2 separate regions of the Homo sapiens genome follow, and region 1 is linked to region 2. The links are chromatin contacts, found by Hi-C or POLR2A ChIA-PET in ENCODE. All regions are on one chromosome and are shown on one strand. The core of a region is the stretch at or near the end of the contact, and the rest is flanking DNA. Distances in the headings are between cores, read along the strand shown. Region 1 has its middle 34 kb from the start of PRXL2C. Region 2 holds the start of CDC14B (cell division cycle 14B).

Region 1 (6,776 bases), core at 4,158-6,657, 67 kb before region 2:
AAACAAGAGAAGAGAAGAGTGAGATGGAAGTAGGGGCATAACATAACCACCCATTACTTTCCATATAGCCTGAACAGACACATAAACAGAAGAATGCAGTAGGGAGGCTAAAGAAAAAATAATAGTTAACTGGGGAGCGAAGAGGACCCTTTTGAGAAGACATGTGATTACTGTTGAATTTTTAGGATGAAGCCAGTGGATACAAGGATAAGCTATGGTGTTTGTGTATGAAGTTGTTACGACAGGTAACAGAGCCTATGGGGATAGGGAGAGACCCATAAACACCTCCTCATTCCCTCAGAGTTGAGACCTGCCAGGGACAGAGCTTATACTTTAAGGTCCAGAACACAAAGACACTCAGGCAGAAATTTGAACCCCAGGATACTATAGTTGAGGCCTTGTCAACCTTGCCTACCCGCCCCACATTCCTTATTCCCATCTCCTCCTTCCCTAAAAAACTCCCATAGGAACTCTTGAAACTGGTTCCTAGGTAAATTCAGGGAAAGATCCAAAAGAACCCAGCAGGTCTCCAGTAAAGCCTTCTGGAATCCCTCCTGGACCTTCAAAGCTCCTGAAGTCTCATAACAGATCCTGATACCAGCTGAAAGACTTCAGGCCAGATTGGCTCTTAGATCAGAGCTCCTGTATGTCCTCCTCAGCCTTTCAAGGAGCATGACAGCAGACAGTGCTCTGTAGACCCACGTCCATTATATCCCTCAGGCCTGCACATGCCTGAAGGATGAGACAATCAGGAACCAAACTCCTGTCCTGAAACAGAGATTCCTCAGGGAATCTCCCTGTTCTTAGCCAGTTTTAAGTGGGATTGACTCTAAGGCCACCTTCAAGGGTAGTTCTAATTGGCTTAATCCAATAAGCCAACCCCTCTAACATACTGATTGGATCAGGGATAGACAAGCAACCCAGTGTGTAAACTTGCTTTTGCTACAAAACCAAACTATCCCAAAATTTAGTGGAATAGTTTAAAACAACAAACTTTTTTTACTTCTCACAGTTTTGTCAGTTGGCTTGAGTGGTTCTTCAGGTCTGGACTGGCTCAGCTAAGAACTAATGGTCTGGGTCTAAGGGTGGCAGTTAATCATAGGAATGAGGTGATGCTTATCTGGGACAGCTCATTTCTGCTCCACATGGTCTCTCAATCTTCATGCTTCTTCACATGGAAATCTCAAGGTTCCAAAGAACAATTTTCAAATCTCTGGTTGCATCACATAAAAAGATATTATATTGGCCAAAGTCAGTCATATGTTCAAGCCCAGACTCAGTGTGCAAGTGACATGCAAAAAGATATGGTTACAGGGAGGCAGGATCACAATGGTAGTCATTATACCACATACAGTATTATCCAGGAGTCTTGAGTCCTTCTGAAAAAGTCAAACTTCCTCTCTCTTCCTTGGGGGCTACTAGGAAAGATCTTCTTCCCATGGTCAATACAACAATAAGGAGAGAATTTAAAGCTGCTAGATTGGGTAGGAAGTGGGCCTCAAGTAGAGAGTAAGGATTCAATGAGAGAAGAGGGACAGAAGGAAACCAGAGTCCTAAAAAAATGTTTGAGATACTGAACCAAGCTCTGCCTAAAGATTTTTCAGTCACTTAAAACAGGACATTTCCTTTTGCTTAAGCCAGTGGGAGTTGTATTACCGCTACATGCAACCAAAAGCATCCTCACGTGGTTGTGAAGACAAAGCAGATATGGTCAGAGAAAGTGTAGATACAGGGGTCAAAGAAGTTGTTATTTTTCAGATGAGACACATTGAAACGTGTTTATATGTTGAAATGAGGTGTTTATATGTTGAAATGAGCAGAGGAAAGACTGAAGATACAAGAAAAGAAGCTGACAACCAATAAAGTAATTCCTATGGGAAAACAGGAGGTAGTAGGATTTAGGACACAGGTGAAGGGATTATTTTCCTTTAAACAGAACGGTATGCCTGAGAGCAACTGGAACAACACAGACACTCAACAAATGTTTGCTGAATAAATGGATTGAAGAGTTGGGATCTTCTGATACCTCTTTCTCTCACAAATCAATATATGCCCAGTTTACAGAAAGCTACCTTAATCCATGGCATTCTCAGTCTTCTCAATCCACTTTTGGAAGATAATCTTGATTCTGGCTTTCAGATTACCTTGCTTTTGCAACCATGCACTGTTTACCCCACGTATTTCAGGAAGAATCAGAGGAATGAGTACCTAATCTTGAACTCATTACACAATCTTGAGTTCTCTCTCCCACCAGATCAGTGTTTTTCAAAGTATAACCCAGACAGCTTGCAACAAAATCACCTGGGGGCTTACTGAAATGCAGATTCCTGACCTCACTTATTGAGTTGGACTCTGAAGGAGAGAATCTGCATTTTAACATTCTCTGTTCTCTAGCTGGTCTTTACGCTGCTCCACCAGATGTAAACTGCCTAAGGGCAGGGGCAGGGTCTGGTTGCCTTTGTTTCCTCTGCACATTTCTTGGCATAATGTTTATCAAATGAGTACTTAAGTCAGGGAATCCGTGCTACTAAATATGAGTTCACAAATTAACCTTTCAGAAAGCACATCTTTATGATTCCAACAGTACGTTGATGTATATTTCAAATCTGTCATGTGTTGAAGGGAGAAAATGGTAGAGAAATACTGTCCTATATTTGGCAAGGCAAGAGTCTGACTTCATAACATCTTAAAACCTGCTTCTACTTATTAAAAAAAAAATTTAAATACAAGGAAATTCAAGTTTCTCCCTTAAGCAAAATTGATATGTACAACCCAGTCATAGAGTGTGAAGCCATGCTGGCAAACGTTTCTTCATGATTAATACCCAAGAGTTTTCCCAGGCTCATTTGTACCACCCTGGCCCTGTGGCCAATCCTGTCTATCACGGCTGGGAAAGGCTGCCTTGTGAATGATTTTTTTGTTTTGTTTTGGAGGCAGGGTCTCACTCTGTTGCCCAGGCTGGAGCATAGTGGTGCAATCACAGTTCACTGCAGCCTTGACCTCCCAGACTTAAGCAATCCTCTCCCACCTCAGCCTCCAAGCCCAACTGATTTTTGTATATTTTCTAGAGACAGGGTTTCACCATGTTGCTCAGGCTGGTCTCAAACTCCTGGGCTCAAGTGAGCCACCCACTTTGGCCTCCCAAAGTGCTGGGATTATAGGCGTGAGCCACTGTGCCCAGCCTGATCTTCTTTTCGTAAAAACAAAACAACAAAATGTATATATAGAAGAACAACATCAGTCATCCACCAAGATGCCTCCTGTGATGGTTAATTTTATGTCAAGTTGGCATAACCACAGTACGCAAATATGTGGTCAAACATTATTCCAGATGTTTCCATGATGTTTTTGGATGACATTAACATTTTAATACGTGGACTTTTGAGTAAAGCTGATTGCCCTCCATAACGTGGGTGGGCCTCGTCCAGTCAGCTGAAGGCCTGATTAGAACAAGATTGACCTCCCCCTAGCAAGAGGGAACTGCAGCAGACAGCTTTCAGACTTGAACCACAACGTCAGCTTTTTCCTGGGTCTTCAGCCTTGAACGGCAGCAATGACTCTTTTCTGTGTCTCCAGCCTGCCAGTCCACCATGCAGATTTTGGATTTCCTGGCCTCCTTAATTATATGAGACAATTCCTTAAAATAAACCTCCTTATCCACACACACACACACAACCTTTGGTTCTATTTATTTGGATAACCCTGACTGATACACCCCCTCCAATCACTTTGTACCACTTCTGTGCACACACACCTGCCCCTTCACTCAACTTCAACCTGCTTTCACTTTCAAATGCCCACACTGAAGGGTCATCTTGAGAGGACTGCCTTTGTTCAGCCTATTAAACTGCTTTCCCTAAATGTGCAGAGCTAGGCGTGTCTGCACACTTACATCCTCTTCAGCGGCCCTTAACCCATGAAAAACAAGGTAAGTGTATGAAAGCCCAGCTCCCTTGTCTCTGGCCGAGATAACTCTTGAGATATCACCTATACTCCCTAACTCCCCTGTGAAGTCATACTGAAACGATCCTTTGCAAAGGTCCGCCTCAGATTTCATACTTCTTGCCTTCCATTCCCCATCTTGCTTGCTCCACTTCTTTACGAGAAGTTTAGAGCCAAAACGAAGTTAACAGCCTATCGTTTTTTCCTGCCTTTTCTAATCCATTTTAATCCACTGCACTTATCTCTCTAAAATACACATCACATCACTCTTTTTTTTTTTTTGAGACGGAGTCTCACCCTGGTGCCCAGGCTGGAGTGCAATGGCGCGATCTCGGCTCACTGCAACCTCTGCCTCCCGGGTTCTAGCGATTCTCCTGCCTCAGCCTCCCCAGTAGTTGGGATTACAGGCGCGCGCCACCACGCCTGGCTAATTTTTTGTATAGGTAGTAGAGACGGGGTTTCACCATGTTGGCCAGGCTGGTCTCGAACTCCTGACCTCATGATCCGCCCGCTTCGGCCTCACAACACTCTTTAAATTAAAAATGCGTTTACACAAGGACAAAAAACCAAACACCGCATGTTCGCACTCATAGGTGGGAATTGAACAATGAGAACACATGGACACAGGAAGGGGAACATCACACACCGGGGACTGTTGTGGGGTGGGGGGAGGGGGGAGGGATAGCATTAGGAGATATACCTAATGCTAAATGACGAGTTAATGGGTGCAGCACACCAACATGGCACATGTATACATATGTAACAAACCTGCACGTTGTGCACATGTATCCTAAAACTTAAAGTATAATAATAATAAAATTAAATTAAAAAATGCGTTTACAATAAAGTCCAAACGCCTCAAATACGGTATTCAAAGCAATATTTTAGCTGCTGCATCCCTCTCCCGCCTCATCCCCACTTCACCCCTACGCACTTTACTGAACTTTCCGTTCTCTGAACCCAGAAACCGTTCTACCTGGAAGGCGCTTCCCTCCTCAAATCCTCGCTGTGTGTGACGCGTCCTCGAGGCCCCGCTCAACTGGCATTCGCACACCCAGACGTCTGCCGTGGGAGATTCGCCTCTTCCGAGCGGGCGGACGGTCCTGTTAAGACCCGAGACATTCCTGTTTCGCTCAGGTTAAAACTCTGAAGTACCTGGACTGCTCATTTGGATTTGGCTCCTGCAGACACACCTTTCGCCCCAGCATGAGAACTCGATTTCCCGCAGTCGCCATCCGGATGCCCAAAAATAGACCAGCGCGCGTCCCCGCCTCTGACGCTGTGCCGAGGGCGGGGCGGGGCGGGACGGGTCGCGCTTCGCCAGCGCGGGGCGGGCAGTAGGGGGGGTTCCTGGCGCTTTGCGCGCGGTCGCTGTCGCGCGGCGTGGTAGTGCGTCAGCCTGTCCGCCTTGGTGAAGAAGCGGAAAGGCCCGGGCGGCAGTGAGGACCAGAATCCGGTGAGGTCGAGGCACGGTGCTGGGGCTCCTCAGAGCATTTGGTTCCATTGCATTCCCCTCATAGCCGCAGCTTGGCGCCCCCTGCAGCTCGGCCTGGGCCAGGAGACACACCTTCCAGGCTATTAAATTAGTATTTGTAAAAATACACTGCAAACTTGGGAAGAAATTGCCACATCGCGGCCTGTGCAGCGGCTCACGCCTGTAGGCCCAGCTACTCGGGAGGCCGAGGCGGGCGGATCGCTTAAGGTCAGGAGTTCGAGACCACCCTGGGCAACATGTGGAGACCCCCGTCTACAAAAAATCCAAAAAGTAGGCGGGAGTGGTGGTGCACGCCCGTAATCCCAGCTGCTCAGGAGGCTGAGGCAGGAGAATCACTTGAACCCGGAGGCGGAGGTTGCAGTGAACCGAGATCCCGCCACTGCACTCTAGCCTGGGAGACAAGAACAAAACTTAAAAAAAAAAAAAGAGAAAAAATACCTTGGCACATAGCTTTAAAAGATTATTGGAAGTCTTCCTTAGTAAAGCATTTACTAAACATTTTTTCTAGCCTAGTCCGTGAACTAGACTGGGAAACATTTCCTTCCTTCGTGATTTTCCACAGAATTTTGAAGAATTGCGAAGAATTGCGGTAGAGAGAATTTTACCTGAGCCACAAAGAGCTTCCTGCAAGTGGGCGCTGGTGGGGATTGCAACTTTAAATCCAACCAGAAAAGATTTGTCTATAGAAGAAAACACACTCTTAGTTCGTAGAGAATACCTAATACATTTTAGCAGTAATTTTAACATAACACTTTTTTCAGCCACTTAACTGCCACTCTTAACAAAAATGGAAGCAGTTACCAGCGTCTTCTATGTAGCTATGTGTTCAGCATTATGTCAGGTTCTAGGAATCAAAGACAAATGATTCCTGCCCTCTGGAATTCTGCACAGTCTTATGTCTTTAAAACAAAATTAGTGCATTCTGGGGCCCTTTCTTGACGATGGCACTTTGGGAGTCCCCATCTAGTTCTGGGTAGTCATTAACTGAGCATGGTACTGTGTTCTTGTGAAAAACAGTAAGTTCAGGCCGGGCGCAGTGGCTCACGCCTGTAATCCCAGCACTTTGGGAGGCTGAGGCGAGCGGATCACGAGGTCAGGTGGTGGAGACCATCCTGGCTAACACGGTGAAACCCCGTCTCTACTGAAAATACAAAAAATCAGCCGGGCGTGCTGGCGGGCGCCTGTAGTCCCAGCTACTCGGGAGGCTGAGGCAGGACAATGGCGTGAACCTGGGAGGCGGAGCTTGCAGTGAGCCGAGATCGCGCCACTGCACTCCAGCCTGGGCGACAGGGACTCCGTCTCAAAAAAAAAAAAAAAAAAGCAAAGAAAAACAGTAAGT
Region 2 (6,838 bases), core at 2,311-4,810:
AACCAAACTCATTTAGTGACCTAGGGTAACTGCCATGACCTCTCAAATGAGAATACCACGGAACAGGGCATGAGTATGAAGCCCCTAGCATGTCTAGTATTTGCTGGTAGCTCAACAAACATTCATTCCTTCCATTTTTATGGTTCTAAAAGATTTTCATCTTAAGGGGCATGAACATGGCAGACTTCAGATTAATGTTGGGATTGCCAGGATAGCCAATGAAACAAAACCAACTCTTTTTTTGTTTGTTTGTTTGTTTGAGACGGAGTCTTGCTCTGTGGCCCAGGATGGAGGGCAGTGGCGTGATCTTGGCTCACTGCAACCTCCGCTTCCCAGGTTGGAGCAATTCTCCTGCCTCAGCCTCCCAAGTAGCTGGGATTACAGGCACGTGTCACCACGCCCAGCTTATTTTTGTATTTTTAATAGAGACAGGGTTTCCCCATGTTGACCAGGCTGGTCTTGAACTCCTGACCTCAGGTGATCTGCCCGCCTCAGCCTCCCAAAGTGCGGGGATTACAGATGTGAGCCACCACGCCCGGCCAAAACCAACTCTTTTTATATATGAAAGTGAAGACTTCAGTGTGTGCCCGTTTTCCCATATGACTGCCACCTAAGCCCTCTAGTTTTATGGAAATTTAACCTCTTATGGAACGTACCATATTTATCAAATTTAACTTTTTATGAAATTAACCAACTTATGGAAATTGACTTTGTACAACTTATTTATCTTCACATAATTAAAATTGTAATTCACGGATTCTGAAACTTACATTATTTGAAATTCATATCACGTCTCTATCAACCAGTTGCTACTGATTTTAGCGTAAGATTTCACATTTTCAGAATATGCTCTATCTGGAATATACATATAAGAAAATGTTCCGCCGGGCGCGGTGGCTCATGCCTGTAATCCCAGCACTTTGGGAGGCCGAGGAGGGCGGATCACAAGGTAGGAGATCGAAACTATCCTGGCTAACACGGTGAAACCTCGTCTCTACTAAAAATACAAAAAATTAGCCGGGCGTGGTGGCAGGCGCCTGTAGTCCCAGCTACTTGGGAGGCTGAGGCAGGAGAATGGCGTGAACCCGGGAGGCGGAGCTTGCAGTGAGCCGAGATCGCGCCACTGCACTCCAGTCTGGGCGACAGAGCGAGACTTCGTCTCAAAAAAAAGAAAAGAAAAGAAAAAAAAAGAAAATGTTCCACAGTTGTTTTCATTTCAGGGTAAATTTACCTAGGAAAGATAGGAATATTTTAGAGAATCCCTCCTTTTTTTTTTTTTTTTCCTTTTCATTGTGCTGCCATAATGTTGAGAATCAACCAGACGCATCTGTTCCCTAAGCGCCACAGTTCAGGAAAAGACAAGCCAGATCCTAGAGAGTTTTGGTTCCCACCCCAGCCTGGCCACTGCCACTCATCTGGGTCCCCGTGTCCTCACTGTGAAAGGATAGCCTTGGACCAAATATTGTCTAAGGAGCTTTCAAGCTCTAAAATTCTATGATGAGTCGTCAAGCAATGAACAACAAACTAACCAGGGAAGCAAACTAAAATACATTTCCTGTGGCCAAATTCTCAGAGCCCAGGAGTCAACTTATCAAAGAGGGGGAGGAGTCAAACAGTTCAAGAGCAGTGCCACACACACAAAACAAGTATCAGCTAGGAAACAGCACTTTTCTGCCTCTATCTAAACATGACCTAAAAACAAAATATAAATAGGGTTTAAAACTTTAATGTGTATACTCAGCACACAGACTTCCTATTCACAAGAAGGGAAGATACTTTCGCGTAATTACAAAGTGTAGTCCTATACTTTGTCTGTTCCTACTATACAAAGCATAAAATTATATACTTGCAAAGTATGAAAATATTTAAATGGTATAATTATCTGTATTTATGACACTTTTTTTTTTTTTTTTCTGAGACGGAGTCTAGCTCTGTCACCCAGGCTGGAGTGCAATGGCACGATCTCGGCTCACTGCAACCTCTGCCTCCTGACATTTAAACAAATTACTCTCAAAAGATCATAATGTCATGGAGGTAGTTTCTCTGTACTTCCAGGGAGCCACACGGACCACTCTCCTGTAATATCTATTCAAAACAAGACCCACTCATTTAAAATCCCTGGTAGTCTGGGAAACTGGGTGGCTTTCCAATGCTGAGCCCCTAGGCCGGTCTGAAAGGTCTCCTCCTCCTCCTCCAGGTCAAAACAAAGGACTGTGACCCTACCGTTTCTGCTCTCTAAAACTTACTTGCGCAGCGCCGCACAGCCTCCCACGTCTCTAGCTTCTTTGCTGCCCCTACAGACAGACATGTAGATCATTTTAAATTTAAGGCCTTCACTGATTTCCTTAGGGGAAACAGAGGAAGAGTGAACAGGAGAACCAACCTTAAGAAAAAGTGCTTACAGAGTTGCTGATCTCTAGCTTCAGACACAGCCCCCCTACTTCCTTATTTAGCCGTGCTTAAGGTAAAAGCCCACAACAATAGAAGTCAAAGAGCCCCTTCCTGAGGTGCTCTATGAAAATTTGCATTTCTGAGAGGCTTCCAAGGGGACTGACTCAAATTCATCTTTCTTTTCCCCAGGCTGGCAGTTAACTGCGGAACTGCAGGATAAAACGTTCAAGTGCTGGTGAAAAATAGGGACAGCTTGCAGATGTTGTAAAATTTGGGGCCGTGAAATCTTAACACTGCCCTCCAATCTTCTCACCCTTTTAGATGCTACCATGGACGTTTGTTTAAAGGCCCTCCAAAATGACAGTTTTTGGTTAAGTTCCAGGAAGATAGGGCATTATTTTAATCCAGTAGAAAAAGAAGAGGATATGACCCTACAGTGTGCCAGATAAAGAAGTTTAAGGACAAAACTTGCCCCTTGCTTCAATACTTCATGATATAATCGGACCTGTCGACACCTCAGTATACACAGCAATGAGTGTATAAACTTACTGAATTAATGTGGGCGCTGGATTCCGAGATGAGAAACTCTGAGGTGCAAACAACCACGGTATATTGTGGTTCCACGGAAGTTTCATCGGGTCCTTAAGAAGCCCTTGCTTGGCCTGTTTGAATGCTGGGCATAGGTCGATAAATAGAGCGTAGTTGTTTAAATAGTTTTACTTAAGTTCTGAAATCAACTCTACTTTAAATCTATATAGCTGCAGGTAATGTAATCAGGCCATCCTCTTCCAAGCTGGCAGCCATGGCAAAAGTCCCTTTCTCTTGGCGCGAATTACAAGGAAATTCAAGAAATACTTTAAGATATATATATGCCAAAGACCTGGAGTTAAGTTACTAGGGTGGGGCTGTGTAAATGTTTGGTGACTCACTAAAGAAAGTTGGGATCTGGGGTGCTGGCACCTGGAGGACACAGAAGAAACAAAAGTTGGGGGGCTGGCGAAGGTCGCTAGCACACTTTATCTCTGATTGGCGGAAGCCCTCAGAGTTTTCTTTATGGCGTCACCGAGTACCTGCCTGTAGAAAGGCCCCGTCTCCGTGACGTCACGCCGCATTGGCCAATGAAAGGCCTCAGTCTGCGGGCCCCGAGGAGGGTTGTGGGCCCTTTTTTGTGAATGAAGCGCCACGGAACAGCCCTCCTGGGGTCCCCACGAGCCGCGTCCTGCTGTGCCCCGGCGCCTACGCAGCAGCGGCCGCGGCCGCGGTGGGCACGCACGGTTACCCCGGGCAGCTCCGGCCGCCAGCTGCAGCCCCGTCGCCTCGGCCGCGCCAGCCGGCTGCGGGCACCTGGGGGCGGGCTGGGGGCGCCGGCCGCGGCAGGAGGCGCTGTAGCGAGGGCTGCGGCGCCGGTCCTGCGGCGGCCGCGGGAGGCAGCGGGGCAGGCGCTGTGGGCCGGGCTCCTCCTCCGGCTCCTGCGCGACCGCCTCCCGCCGGGCTCTGCCGGCGCCCGCCGTCCCCGCAGCGCCGCTCTGCGCCCGCCGCCCCGAGCGCCCGCGCGGGGCTGGCGGGAGCCTCGGCGGGCGCGCGGGCGCGCGGGGCCATGGTCGTGGCCCCCTGACGGGCCGCGGCCGCCTCCATGAAGCGGAAAAGCGAGCGGCGGTCGAGCTGGGCCGCCGCGCCCCCCTGCTCGCGGCGCTGCTCGTCGACCTCGCCGGGTGTGAAGAAGATCCGCAGCTCCACGCAGCAAGACCCGCGCCGCCGGGACCCCCAGGACGACGTGTACCTGGACATCACCGGTGAGCCGGCCAGTGGGCGCGCGGAGGGCCCCGGACGGCCGCACCCGGCGCGGGGCCCTGGCCCACCTCCCACCGGGCTGCCCGGGGCCTCCGGGGCCGGGCCGAAATGCCTTCGCCCCCACCCCCTTAAACGCCCCGGCCGCCACACCCCCTTTAGGAGCCTGGCTCCTGAGGAGCGCCCCCCGCCCCGAGTTTCTAGCTGCGTGGGCTGCGAGCTTTAACTTTAGCTTGTGCACCCTCCTCCACCAGCAAGATGGACCGAGGGTCACCTTTCTAAGTTGCGGGCGTCAGCCCGGCGCCTCGAACCTGCAGCTCCTCCCCGCGGGCTGCTTCTGAGTTCCTGTGGATTCCGCCTTCAGGGATTGCGAGCCCGGTTGGCCCTCGCGCGAGTCACAACCTCTGAATCAGCCCCTGAGGATTCCCCGAGCGCGCTGAACGCGCCTGGCACGGGAGCTGCCCCTTTTTGGCGTTGGCCAAACCCCCGCTGCTCCGTAGCCTTGGGACCCTGGGCGCCGCGTTGCCCGTCCGGCGCGTAAGCCCGAGCCCCTCTCCTGGGCCTCCCGCGCCCTGCCCCCTAGCGCGCCCCCCGAACGCCTCCGCCTCCCGGGGTCCGCTCCCCGCCGGGGCCTCGAGAAGGAAGGTGTCACGTTGGTGGCATTCGAGCCAGCCGGCAAGACGAATGTCCGGGTTGTCACTTTTGAGAAATCCCAGCCAGCCAGAGCAGGTAGCCAAGCAGCCCTTCGATAGCTGTTCTGTTAGTGCTGATTCGACTGTTCTTGGAGACTCATAAATCCAATTTGGCAGCTGTTAGGTTTGCTGGGATTGACAGTGACGCGTGTGAAGGCATTAAATGTGATGATGTATGTGGCAACGCTGTGTAAACAGCAGAGCTGTCCACGATTTTGAGGGAATTGGCAGTCTGTTTTCAGTGGCGGGGAATGTGTCAACCTCGGTGCGTGGCGTTATTAAAAACTGTTTCCAGCCCCTAGCCTTTGATAAACCAGGTAAGCTGGAGTGGCGAGAACATTAAGTGGAAGTGTTTAGACAAACACAGACGTTTAGGAGAAATAATATTCTAGGTTCATGGACAATCTGGAAACTAAGTTCGTTTTGAAATGAAGCTGAGAGCAGAGCGGGTTTCTCGGCTTTGGTGGATGGCCCTTGGGAACCAGAGCGGGCATAGGAAGGGGTTGCCCTGAGTACCAGTCCCCGGCCGGTAGCTGCGGGGGGTGTGCGGGAGGTGAAGCCTGCTGAGACTGAGAAGCCAAGTCCCGCTAACGTTGTGCCCTTCCCAGGAGAGGGCCTCGCCGAGGACGGATGGGGCTGGGAACGGGTGGGCCTATACATAGTTTCTGCCCGTTATTGTTTATACCTCTTGAAAGGATCTGTGTTGAATGGGATTTAATTTTAGGACAAGTAATGCATTTACATGGTACAGAACTCCAATTCTAAAGGTGCACAGGAGTACGTGCAGAAAAGTTGGTCTCACAGTCTCCAAGTGTCCTTCTCTAGAGGCAACTACTCTTCCCAGTTTCTTGTGAAGCCTTCTAGAAATAGGCTGTGCATGCATACTATATATACTATATATTCTCTACCATACACGTGCGAGTAGCACACATGTTGTTTTGCACATTTTTCCGTTTTCATAGTGTTTCTTATTAGAATGATTGTTCTGAGTTGGTGCATATAAGACTGGCTTACTTGATTTTAATTACTGCTTAGGCCAATGTACATACGGTTTTATGAATAAAACCATTAACAAGTACGTATGGATTTAAATGTTTATGTAGATTTGAATGTTTTTTAACCTATTTAGACAGTCCCTGTTGATGAACATTTGGGTTTTCAATCAGAAGGTTTGTGACAGCAAAGTCATTGGAATAAATCTTTCTTCTTGATGGAGATGAAATATGTGGCTAGTCTTCGTGAGGCAGTCACCAATTAATCAACTTCAGAAAAATAGAACCAAGCAGAATACTGAGGAGGGGTGCGTTACAGGAAATAAAAATGCTATCAGAGGGCAACCCGCTCTGGTCCCCTTCCACGCTGCGGAAGCTTTGTTCTTTTGCTCTTCACAATAAATCTTGCTGCTGCTAAAAAAAAAAAAAAATCCTATCAGATTGCAAGCCCTAATAACGGAAGGGTCCAGCTTTAATGTAAGGGAGCTCCAGGGGAGTAAAGGTTATAGTCACCTTTCCCTGTGACTTCTCTAGGTGTCCCTCAGTGATAGTCTTGGCTTCCTGGAAAAATGATACTTAATCAGTCTGTTGCAGTGTGATATACAAGGCCAATTAAAGTATCTTCAGATACAGAGTTCAGATTACTTTTTATTGGGCTTTTGGGGGAAGGCTTGAGGCCTGTCCTCAGCAAGTGGCAAACTGGTCCCTTCCTTCTCAACGTGTTTTTCCCTCCATTATTGTTTTCTTAATTTAAAAAGCAGTGCATGCACACTTCTAAAAAGTCAAACATTATCAAATGAGTTTTTTTTTTTTTTTGAGACAGAGTCTCGCTCTGTTGCCCAGGCTGGTGTGCAGTGGCTCAATCTCGGCTCACTGCAACCTCTGCCTCCCGGGTTCAAGGGATTCTCCTGCCTCAGCCTCCCAAGTAGCTGGGAATACAGGCGCCCGCCACCATGCCTGGCTAATTTTTGTATT

What was found. A loop is a pair of places that touch in the nucleus more often than their neighbours do. ChIA-PET counts read pairs that join two places held with the same protein, here RNA polymerase II (POLR2A). Pooled maps may share reads with other maps.
Region 1: a loop to region 2 is called in a map of left colon, with 6 times the contacts of the local background. The contact joins the enhancer-like site here to the promoter of CDC14B in region 2. A Hi-C loop is called at or near these places in 1 of 168 maps with a recorded cell type or tissue (left colon) and 4 of 50 pooled maps. POLR2A ChIA-PET finds 5 or more read pairs at or near these places in 3 of 52 experiments (H1, PC-3 and RWPE1).

What each region holds. Positions count from the first base shown.
Region 1 is chr9:96,685,467-96,692,242 of GRCh38, reverse strand. No RefSeq gene overlaps it. Among named protein-coding and RNA genes, the nearest start is that of PRXL2C, 34 kb to the right of the region's middle. Within about 2 kb of position 5,407, at least 29 of the 41 ENCODE cell types and tissues checked have a DNase peak (open chromatin) inside an H3K27ac peak, as active enhancers do.
Region 2 is chr9:96,616,565-96,623,402 of GRCh38, reverse strand. It overlaps CDC14B (cell division cycle 14B), which reads left to right and starts at 3,560. Exons shown (of 14, transcript NM_033331.4): 1 at 3,560-4,184. The coding sequence starts at 4,025. RefSeq lists an enhancer at 3,909-4,409.